Linked DNA regions of Homo sapiens: region 2 is linked to region 1. A link is an interaction called in ENCODE POLR2A ChIA-PET data of the cell type or tissue named here. Cell type or tissue: HepG2. All regions are shown on one strand. Links, peaks and the distances in the headings refer to the core of each region. The heading gives the core; the rest is flanking DNA.

What was found. ChIA-PET counts read pairs that join two places held together with the same protein. Peaks named below come from ENCODE experiments on the same cell type or tissue, not always from the same donor. Only the 100,000 strongest peaks of a DNase experiment are listed, where the experiment ranks them.
Region 2: POLR2A ChIA-PET joins it to region 1 with 8 read pairs; 2 of 35 experiments call an interaction of 5 or more read pairs at or near these places.

The regions. Positions count from the first base shown.
Region 1 is chr19:9,783,064-9,788,235 of GRCh38, forward strand. It overlaps LOC100505555 (a long non-coding RNA gene), which reads right to left. Exons shown (of 2, transcript NR_148545.1): 2 at 4,343-4,747. It also overlaps a transcript of ZNF846 not described here. Among named protein-coding and RNA genes, the nearest start is that of ZNF846, 17 kb to the left of the region's middle. RefSeq lists enhancers at 1,082-1,913, 1,914-2,745 and a silencer at 2,569-2,798. In HepG2, for the core only: no CTCF peak of the experiment used is centred there; DNase peaks (open chromatin) are centred at 1,818, 2,648 and 3,138; H3K4me3 peaks cover 2,565 bases.
Region 2 is chr19:9,164,541-9,169,712 of GRCh38, forward strand. No RefSeq gene overlaps it. Among named protein-coding and RNA genes, the nearest start is that of OR7D2, 12 kb to the right of the region's middle. In HepG2, for the core only: no CTCF peak of the experiment used is centred there; no DNase peak of the experiment used is centred there.

The DNA of each region.
Region 1 (5,172 bases), core at 785-4,784:
GATGTATGCCACCATGCCTGGCTGATTTTTAAATTTTTTTGTAAAGATGGGTTTTTACTATCTTGCCCAGGCTGCTCTTGATCACTTGAGCCACCCCTTGGCCTCCCAAAGTGCTGAAATACAGACCTGAGTACCTGGACTTCTCCCTATAATTCTTTTTTTTTTTTTTTTTTTTTTTTTTTTGAGATGGAGTCTAGCTTTCTGTCACCTGGGCTGGAGTGCAGTAGCACGATCTCAGCTCACTGCAACCTCCAACTCCCAAGTTCAAGCGATTCTCCTGCCTCAGCCTCCCTAGTAGCTGGGATTACAGACCCGCATCACCATGCCTAGCTAATTTTGTATTTTTAGTAGAGACAGGGTTTCGCCATGTTGGCCAGGAGTTCAAGGCTGCAGTGTGCTATGATTGCCACTATGAATAGCCACTGCCCTCCAGCCTGGGCAACATAGTGAGAGTCTCATCACTAAAAAAAAAAAAAAAAAAATATATATATATATATATATATTCTTTAAAAGTTTATTTTGTATAAATAATAATGAGACATAATTTCACCAGGCTGGTCTCCAACTCCTGAGCTCAAGTGCTGGGATTACAGGTGTGAGTCACCGTGTCCGGCCAGTTTTGTTTTTGTTTTTTTTTTTAATTTCAGACAGGGTCTTACTCTGTCGCCTGGATGGAGTACAGTGGCACAATCACTGTTCACCACCACCTCAACCTCCCAAGCTCAGGTGATCCTCCCACCTCAGCCCCCCAAGTAGTTGGAACTACAGGCACAGTGCCACTATGCTTGGCTAATTTTTATTTTTATTTATTTTTATTTTTGTAGATACCGGGTTTTGCCATATTGTCCAGACTGGTCTTGAACTTCTGAGCTCAAGCGATCTGCCCGCTTCGGCCTCCCAAAGTGTTGGGACTGCAGGCACTAGCCATCGCGCCTGGCCAGATAATGGTGATTTTTTTTCCTAAAGAAAAAAAGTCCAGGCCCATGTAGATTTTTTTCGTATTGAAGGGGGCCTGCCCCTCCACACCTGTTGGTATTTCTCGCAAGGTGGAGACAAGAGACTGAGAAAAGGAAATAAGACACAAAGTATAGAGGAAGAAAAGTGGGCCCAGGAGACGGGTGCTCAGCAAGTGAGGATCTGCACCGGCACTGGTCTCTGAGTTCCCTCAGTATTTATTGATCACTTTCTCTACTATCTGGGCAAGGGGGATGTGGCAGGACTATAGGGTAATGGTAGGGAGAGGGTCAGCAGGAAAATGTGAGCAAAGGACGCTATGTCACAAATAAGTTTAAGGAACGGTGCTGTGCCTGGATGTGCATGTAGGCCAGATTTATGTTTCACTTTACACAAACATCTCAGTGCAGTATTGCCGCCAGCATGTCTCACCTCCAGCCATAAGGCGGTTTTCTCCTATCTCAGTAAATAGAATGTGCAATCGGGTTTTACACCAAGACATTCCATTCCCAGGGATGAGCAGGAGACAGATGCTTTCCTCTTATCTCAACTGCAAAGAGGCCTTCCTCTTTCACTAATCCTCCTCAGCACAGACCCTTTACGGGTGTCAGGCTGGGGGACAGTAAGGTCTTTCCCTTCCCACAAGGCCATATCTCAGGCTGTCTCAGTGGGGGGAAACCTTGGACAATACCCGGGCTTTCTTGGGCAGAGGTGCCTGCGGCCTTCCACAGTGCACTGTGTCCCTGGGTAACCGAGAATGGAGCATGGCGATGCCTTTTACCAAGCATACTGCCTGCAAACACATTTTTAACAAAGCACATCCTGCACAGCCCTAAATCCATTAAACCTTGAGTCAACACAGCACATGTTTTTGCAAGCACAGGGTTGGGGCTAAGGTTACAGATTAACAGCATCTCAAAGCAGAAGAATTTTTCTAAGTACAGATCAAAATGGAGTTTCTTGTGTCTTCCTTTTTCTACATAGACACAGTAACAGTCTGATCTCTCTTTTCCCCACAAGTAACAGTCTGATCTCTCTTTCTTTTCCCCCGCACATATACTGACCTAACCATAAGAAGTCAGTGAGACTGGGAAATATGCATCATTGATGCAGCCTCACAATACCCCGGCCCCATCTGTTCTCTCACTACTGAGACCCCACCCTGTCTCCCCCTTCACCGAGATTTTTTTTTTTTTTTTTTTTTGAGACGGAGTCTCGCTCTATCACCAGGCTGGAGTGGCCCGATCTCGGCTCACTGCAACTTCCGCCTCCCAGGTTCAAGCGATTCTCCTGCCTCAGCCTCCCCAGTAGCTGGGACTACAGGCGCCTGCCAGCATGCCCAGCTAATTTTTGTATTTTTAGTAGAGATGGGGTTTCACCATGTTGGCCAGTATGGTCTTAATCGATTGCCCTCGTGATCCGCCTGCGTCAGCCTCCCAGTCTGTCCCCTCACCACTACTCTCTTTCACGGAGACCCCACCCCCATCTCTCCCTTCACCGACTCCCCGCCCCCGTCTCTCGCTCACGGAGTCCCCGCCCCTGTCTCAACCAAGACCGAGTCCCCGCCCCCATCTCTCCCTCGCCGAGTCGCCGCCCGCGTCTCTCCCTCACCCAGACCCCGCCCCATCTCTCCCTCACCGAGACCCCGCCCCATCTCCCCCTCACCGAGACTCCGCCCCCGTCTCTCCCTCACCCAGACCCCGCCCCCATCTCCCTCTCACCGAGTCCCCGCCCCCATCTCTCCCTCACCAAGACCTTGCCCCCATCTCCCCCTCACCGAGGCTCCGCCCCCGTCTCACCCTCACCGAGACCCCACCCCCATCTCGCCCTTCACCCAGTCCCCGCTCCCATCTCTCCCTCACCGAGACCCCGCCCCCGTCTGCCTCCCTCCGGGTGGCTAAGCCGCACCTGAAGCCGCACCTGGTCGCAGAGGCTACTGCTGGGGAAACCGTTGGGCCAGCGGCGGCTAAAGGGCAGGAGGCGCCGCTGTGGCCACGCGCACTTCTGATTCCGCTCCAGGGTTTCAGAAGGAACTGAGGGCTCTGGACCCGGCCTCGGAGGCCTGAGGAGTTGGGAGGGGCGGCGGCCGCGTCCTCCGCAACTCTGGGGAGAAGTCTTAGTTTCCGCGCAGCCAAACGCGATTGGACCCCGCCCTCCGGCTTCACTGGGGACCGTGGGGGCGGAACCCGGCGGGAGGACGTATGGGGGGCTGGACCATGATGGAGGGAGTCGGTTGGGCTGGACCTCGAAATGCCTCTGCTCGCTTTCCTCTGCGCTTATGCCGCCATGTACGAGTATGCGCTGTTTCCAGGTGGTTTGTTATACAGCAGTAGATAACTGATACATCCCTTTTCACTAATATTTTTATTTCCTAATACAATTTTTAAATAATTTTTTATTTTATACCAAAAATAATAGTGAAGAGGGTTTTTTTAAGGTCAGGATCTCCCTCTGTTGCCCAGGCTGGAGTGAGTGGCGCAATCATGGCTCCCGCCCCCGTCTGTCCCTCACCGGGTGCCCGCCCCCATGTCCCCCTCACCGAGACCCTCACCACTGCAGCCTCCAACCCCTGGGCTAAAGTGACCCTCCGGCCTCAATTCCTCTAGTAGGTGGGACTACAGGCTCGTGACACCACAGCAGGCTAATTTTTTGTGGAGATAGCGGTTGCACTATATTGCCCAGGTTGGTCTTGAACTCCTGGGCTCAAGGGATTCTCCTACCTCAACCTCCCAGTTTGTAATCAGTCTTCAAAGTGTTGGGATTACAGACGTGAGCCACCGCTCCAGGCCTGGTTTTTCCACATGGATTATGTACATGTGGCTTCTCACCACGTTGAGTCGATGCCTGTCAATTAAGGGATAACTAATCAACTGAAGACTTTGTCACTCTTATTGCACTCATAGGGATTCTCCCCCATGGAAAGTCTGTCTTGACAAGCAAGCAAGTGCATTGCTACATTAGAAGCTGCTGCCATTTAGGTTGGGTGTGGTGGCTCATGCCTATAATCCCAGCACATTTGGAGGCCGAAGTGGGCGGATCAGTTGTGGTCAGGAGTTTGAGACCAGCATGGCCAACATGGTGAAAACTCATCTCTACTAAAAATGCAAAGATTAGCCGGGCGTGGTGGTATATGCCTGTAATCCCAGCTACTTGGGAGGCTGATGTGGGAGAATCGCCTGAACCCGGGAGGAGAAGATTGCAGGAGCCGAGATCATGCCACTGCAACCCAGCCTGGGTGACAGAGCAAGACGCGAGACTCTGTCGCAAAAAAAAAAAAAAAATTGCTGCCATTTTCAGAGCACCTAGACTGCTTCTGCCTTGTCTGAATTCCTTCAAATTGAGTACGATGAATGCTTTGCCATAGGTTCCATTATAGTCATGACATTCATAAGGCTTTTCATACACAGATATTTTATTCTGATAGTCATCTAAACAAAAACTGAATTCTGTGTAAATATTCAACATGCGAGTCTCATTTATGGACGACGTGCCTACTTGTGAGACCTCTCTGTGAGTAAGCATATTTTGAATAGGTTTAGAATGTTCCCCAAGTTCATGAAACTCAGAAACTCTCTCCTGAAGGGTGGCTTCTCTTGGGCATAGACAAGGAGAACCTTGTCTCCAGGTTCTTCCCATTGTGGGGTGGCTCTTCCATCTCATGGCCTCCCTGACTCGTGCTGCGGAGAACCGGCAATCATCCTCCTGCATCTTACTCTCTTCCGGCCAGCAGATTGTTTTCCCCAACTTTATTCCGCTTTGCAGCTATCTTTTTGGTGCTACATGGTCTTCTGGTCTGAAATGAATTGGGAAAAGAAGTAAATCAGGTTTTTGTTTTTGTTTTTGTTTTTTGTTTTTTGTTTTTGAGACAGAGTCTTGCTCTGTCGCCAGGCTGGAGTGCAGTGGCGCGATCTCGGCTCACTGCAACCGACTCCCAGGTTCAAGCAATTCTCCTGCCTCAGCCTCCCAAATAGCTGGGACTACAGGCGCGTGCCACCACGACCAGATAATTTTTTGTATTTTTAGTAGAGACCAGGTTTTACCATGTTGGCCAGCATGTTCTCCATCTCCTGACCTCATGATCCGTCGGCCTCAGCCTCCCAGAGCGCTGGGATTACAGGTGTGAGCCACCTCGCCTGACCATCAGTTTGTTTTTTGTTTGTTTTTTTGAGACAGTGTCTCACTCTGTCACCCAGGCTGGAGTGCAGTGGTGCGATCACA
Region 2 (5,172 bases), core at 372-4,371, 620 kb before region 1:
CCTATGATTGGCCAGGGTTTTGATTCTGTTTTGTTTTTTTGCATTTTCAAATTAAGGGTAGATGATTCTGAGGGTCTTGCTCCAGCTCTGTCTCAGGCCCCCCCACCAGCTATCCCTCTTTCTTGCAGTTTACCTAACAGAGCCTTGGGGTGGGCATGTGTGGGACCGTGGTGCTAAGATTTAATGCTTTTTCTCATTTTACTCATAGTTATGTTGCAATTTTGGCATTCTCTATGTCTTAAAGGCAGTGTTGAAGGTATAGTTTTGTGTAGAAGATTCATAGGTGTGGAGTTACTTCACAGCATTTGAAAGGGGATTTGGGGAGGTTGCTTACCACTCACTGGCCATTGTTTTTAGTTACCTGGAAGTCTCCTCACCTTAGTTTTTGGAGATACTTTGGCTGAATATGTTATTTTATTTTATTTTAATTTATTTTTTGAGACAGAGTGTCGCCCAGGCTGGAGTGCAGTGGCATGATCTCAGCTCACTACAACCTCCACCTCCCAGGTTCAAACGATCTTGTGCCTTAGCCACCTGAGTAGCTGGGATTATAGGTTTGCACCACCATGCCTGGCAAATTTTTGTATTTTTAGTAAAGTTGAGGTTCCATCACGTTAGCCAGGCTGGTCTTGAACTCCTGACCTCAGGTGATCTGCCTGCCTCAGCCTCCCAAGGTGCTGGGATTACAGGTGTGAGCCACCGCGCCTGGTCTGGATATGCTTTAAAGGGGTCATTTCTTTGTCTTCTGGCCTCCATTGTTGCTGACTAAAAGTTAGCGTTATTCTTAACATTATTCCCCTGTAAGTAATGTAAGTAATGTGTTGCTTGTCACTGGCTCCTCTTCAGATAATTATCTTGGGTTTTCAACAGTTTGACTCTGTGTCTTGGTGCAGTTTCCTGTGCATTTACTCTGCTTGGGGATCCTTCAGATTCTTAGATACGTGAGTCACTGTCTTTCACAAGGAAGTATTTGGCCATTATTTCTTCATAATTTTTTAATTGTGGTAAAATAAACATAACATGAAATTCACTGGGTTTTTTTGTTTGTTTGTTTTTGTTTTTTGAGGCAGAGTCTCGTTCTGTTGCCCAAGCTGGAGTCCAGTGGTGCAATCTTGGCTCACTGCAACCTCCACATCCTGGGTTCAAGCAATTCTCCTGCCTCAGCCTCCTGAGTAGCTGGGACTATAGGTGCGCACCACCATGCCCAGCTAATATTTGTATTTTTAGTAGAAATGGAGTTTCACCATGTTGGCCAGGATGGTCTTGATCTCTTGACCTCATGATCCACCTGCCTCGGCCTCCCAAAGTGCTAGGATTACATGTGTGAGCCACCGCGCACAGCCCCATTTTAATCATTTTTTAGGTGTACTGTTCGGTGGCATTAAGTACATTGACAATATTGGCTACCACCACTATCCATTTTCAGATCTTTCTCTTCATTCCAAAAAATTATGTACCCATTAAGCAATCACTCCTCAACACTTCTATCTTCAGCCCCTGGTAACTTGTAGGTAGTGTCCATGAATTTTGTCAGAAGTAGAATAATAAAATACGTTGTTTTGTGTGCGTCTGCCTTATTTCATTAAAAGTAATGTTTTCAAGGCTTATCCATGTTGTAGCATGTATCAGAATTTCATTCCCTTTTATGGCTTAATAAATTCTGTTGCATGTATGTGTCACGTTTTATTCATTCATCTATTGATGAACATTTGGGCTGTTTCTACCTCTTGGCTATTGTGAATCATACTGATATTGATGATTTTTTTTTCTTTTTTCTTGAGATGCAGTCTTGCTCTGTTGCCCAGGCTGGAGTGCAGTGGCGCGATCTGGGCTCACTGCAACCTCTGCCTCCTGGATTCAAGCAATTATCCTGCCTCAGCCTCCAAAGTAGCTGGGTACTCGCCGAGTAGCCTGCCACCATGCCCGGCTAATTTTTGTATTTTTAGTAGAAACGGAGTTTTACCATGTTGGTCAGGCTGGTCTTGAACTCCTGACCTCAGGTGATATGCCCGCCTCAGCCTCCCAAAGTGTTGGGATTACAGGTGTGAGCCACTGCGCCCAGCCTGAAGACAGCATTCTTAGCATGAAGGATGCAAAGTTGAGGCAAAGGAGATCTATCCAAACCAACCTCATTACACTACGGCTTCTGAGCCACTTCTCTACCTGATTAACCACCCTAGCCCACACCCTTGGTTTTATCCCATTAGCGCAGTTTACTTGTCTGTCCAATTCAGTTTATAAGTGTTTGGCTCTTAACTGCTTTTCTGGCTTGTTTCCTTATGAGGAACCCCATGCCACATAAAACTTTCATTAAACAAATACATGTGTATGCTTTAATCTTGTTAACCTAATCGTATGTCGGTGTAATTATCAGGCCCAGCAAGGATCCTAAGATGATGAAGGTGAAATCTTGTTGCCCCTACAATATGGACATTGGATGCAAGTGTCTGTGTGAGTTCCTGCTTTCAATTCTCAGGAATTTTCCGAAGTTGTTTTCTTCCTCATTTTCTCCTTTTGGGACTCCAGCTGCGCCACAGGACTCTGAAGTTCCTGTTTCATTTTTCTAATGTGTTTGTTTTCCAGTTTGTATGACTTCTACTGATATATCTTAAAGTTCACTAACTCTTCTGTCCTCTTCATCTGTGGAATCCATTTAGTGACTCCTTAAAATCCAGATGTCTGAGGTCCTTAGGAAAACAGGTGCTTCTCCCTGTTGTAGCTTGAATTTGCTCTGAATGTGGTGGTCCCCTAAGCCAATAACACAATGCCTCCTGGCCTGCCCTGGCCACCCAGGGAGGAATGAAGGGAGAGGTAGGTGTAGTGGTAATAAGCCTTGCTGTGCACAGCTTTGTGTAATAACTGAAAAGGGTGATGTGTTTTCCTGCTCCCATCCCCAAGCCTGATTTCTTCAAGATGCAGTAACTGGGACGGGTGCAGTGGCTCATGTCTGTAATCCCAGCACTTTGGGAGGCCAAGGAGGGAGGATCACGAGGCCAAGAGTTCGAGATCAGCCTGACCAACATAGTGAAACCTCATTTCTACTAAAAATACAAAAGTTAGCCGGGCGTGGTGGCGCGTGCCTGTAGTCCCGGCTACTGGGAAGCTGAGGCAGGACAATTGCTCGAACCCGGGAGGCAGAGGTTGCAGTGAGCCGAGATCACACCACTGCACTCCAGCCTGAGCGAAAGAGTGAGACTCGGTCAAAAAAAAAAACAAACATGTAGTAACTGACACCCCCCACACATGCCCTCCCCTCCACCTCCTGTTATTTCATTAGAAACCCTGCCAAGGAACAAGGAAATCCTACAAAGAAGGTGTCTCAGGTACCCATCAGCAGCCATGCAGTGATGACAAGTGGGTCTGATGCCATTAAAAGGTTGTTTTCAAACCACCTTCTGTTGCAAGCAGAACCCAATTGCACAGGAATCCAAGCTCCATGATGGAGCTTTGGCCATTGTTTTTAGTTACCAGGAAGGAAAATGGCAAGATTGAGATTAAGCCTGGAGGCCCGGCGGGGACCTCATGGCTGTGAAGACCCTGGACTCCTGTGTTGCTGGAGATAGTGTTTGTGCTCTCACATGGTCTGCTCAGCCGTCTTTCTGCCATTCAGCACAACGGAAGGACCTAGTGTGTTTCCAGGGTGGGAGCCTACGAGTGGTGGACTCTGACTTTGACATTCGGGACAGATTTATTCCTTAATTTTCTTCCTTACATACTTGGTTCATCTGAGGGCCTCAGACTCCCTCTCCAACAGCCTTCTACCCTCTCCCATTTCCACATTTTCATTTTTGAGCTTCCTTAGCTAAGTGGTTTTACTTTCTTCCCTTTCCATCTCTCTCTCTCTCTTTATATTTCTTTCTCTAGATTTTTAAAATTCTGTCTCTCTCTTTTCTCCAATTTCTCCATTTCCCTCTTTTTTTTTTTTTTTTTTTTTTTTTTTTCTTTTTCTAAGTCAGGGCCTGACTCTGTCGCCCAGGCCAAGTGCAATGGCATGATCTCAGCTCACTGCAACCTCCACTTCCCAGGTTCAAGGGATTCTCTTGCCTCACCCTCCAAAGTAGCTGGGATTACAGGCACACACCACCACACCCAGGTAATTTTTTGCATTTTTAGTAGAGACAAGGCTTCACCATGTTGGCCAGACTGATCTCGAACTCCTGACCGCAAGTGATCCTCTCCCATTTTGGCCTCCCAAAATGCTGGGATTACAGGCGTGAGCCACTGCGCCTGGCCTTACATTGTTATTCTGCACACATTGGCCATTGCGGGCATCGTTCCTTACCTGAGTGAACACATCCATGCATTCCTAATATGTGTGTCCTGGGAAACCTGGGTTTGGAGTTTGGAGTTTGGAGTAGAGAGGCCAAGGGTTTGCAGTCAGGCAGGTTACTTGCAAAATATTTACGTATCAGTCAGATACATTGGCTCATGCTTGTAATCCCAGCAGTTTGGGAGGCTGAGGCTGGGGGATCACATGAGGTCAGGAGTTGGAGACCAGCCTGGACAACATGGTGAAATCCCGTCTCTACTAAAAGTACAAAAAAATTAGCTGGGCATGGTGGTGCATATCTGTATTCCCAGCTACCTGGGAGGCTGAGGCAGGAGAATCACGTGAACCAGGGAGGCGGAGGTTGCAGTGAGCCGAGATTTTGCCACTGCACTCCAGCCTTGGTGACACAGCGAGACTGTGTCTCAAAAAAAAACAAAAACAAAACAAAAAAAAATTATATATATATATATATATATATATATTATGTATTGTGCTAAGTTTCTTCTTTGTAAAAGCCCTTGGGGGACTGTTAAGTGTGTGTCTCAGCTTGGATTTGGGTTTTTTTAGACCAGAGATCCCTGGTCCCTTTGGAGGTGTGAGTATGAGGGTATTTGTGTCTCTTGAGAAGGTCTAAGAGTTGCCATCAGTTTGGTGGCAGGGTATGTTGTACTTAGAGATCTTGTCAGAATGGATAACTCATTTTACCTCCATCACTTACGAAATGACTTTTATCAGCTACATTAAAATGCTAGCAATGTCATACTACATTCTCATAAATACTGGGAATTAACTAATGACTTTCTTGTCCAGGTATTTATAGGCTTTGGCAAGGCAGCAGTACACAAAACTGGTCCCATTCATAGTAATCTTGACGTTAAACTTTGGAGCCAGAGTACAAGCGA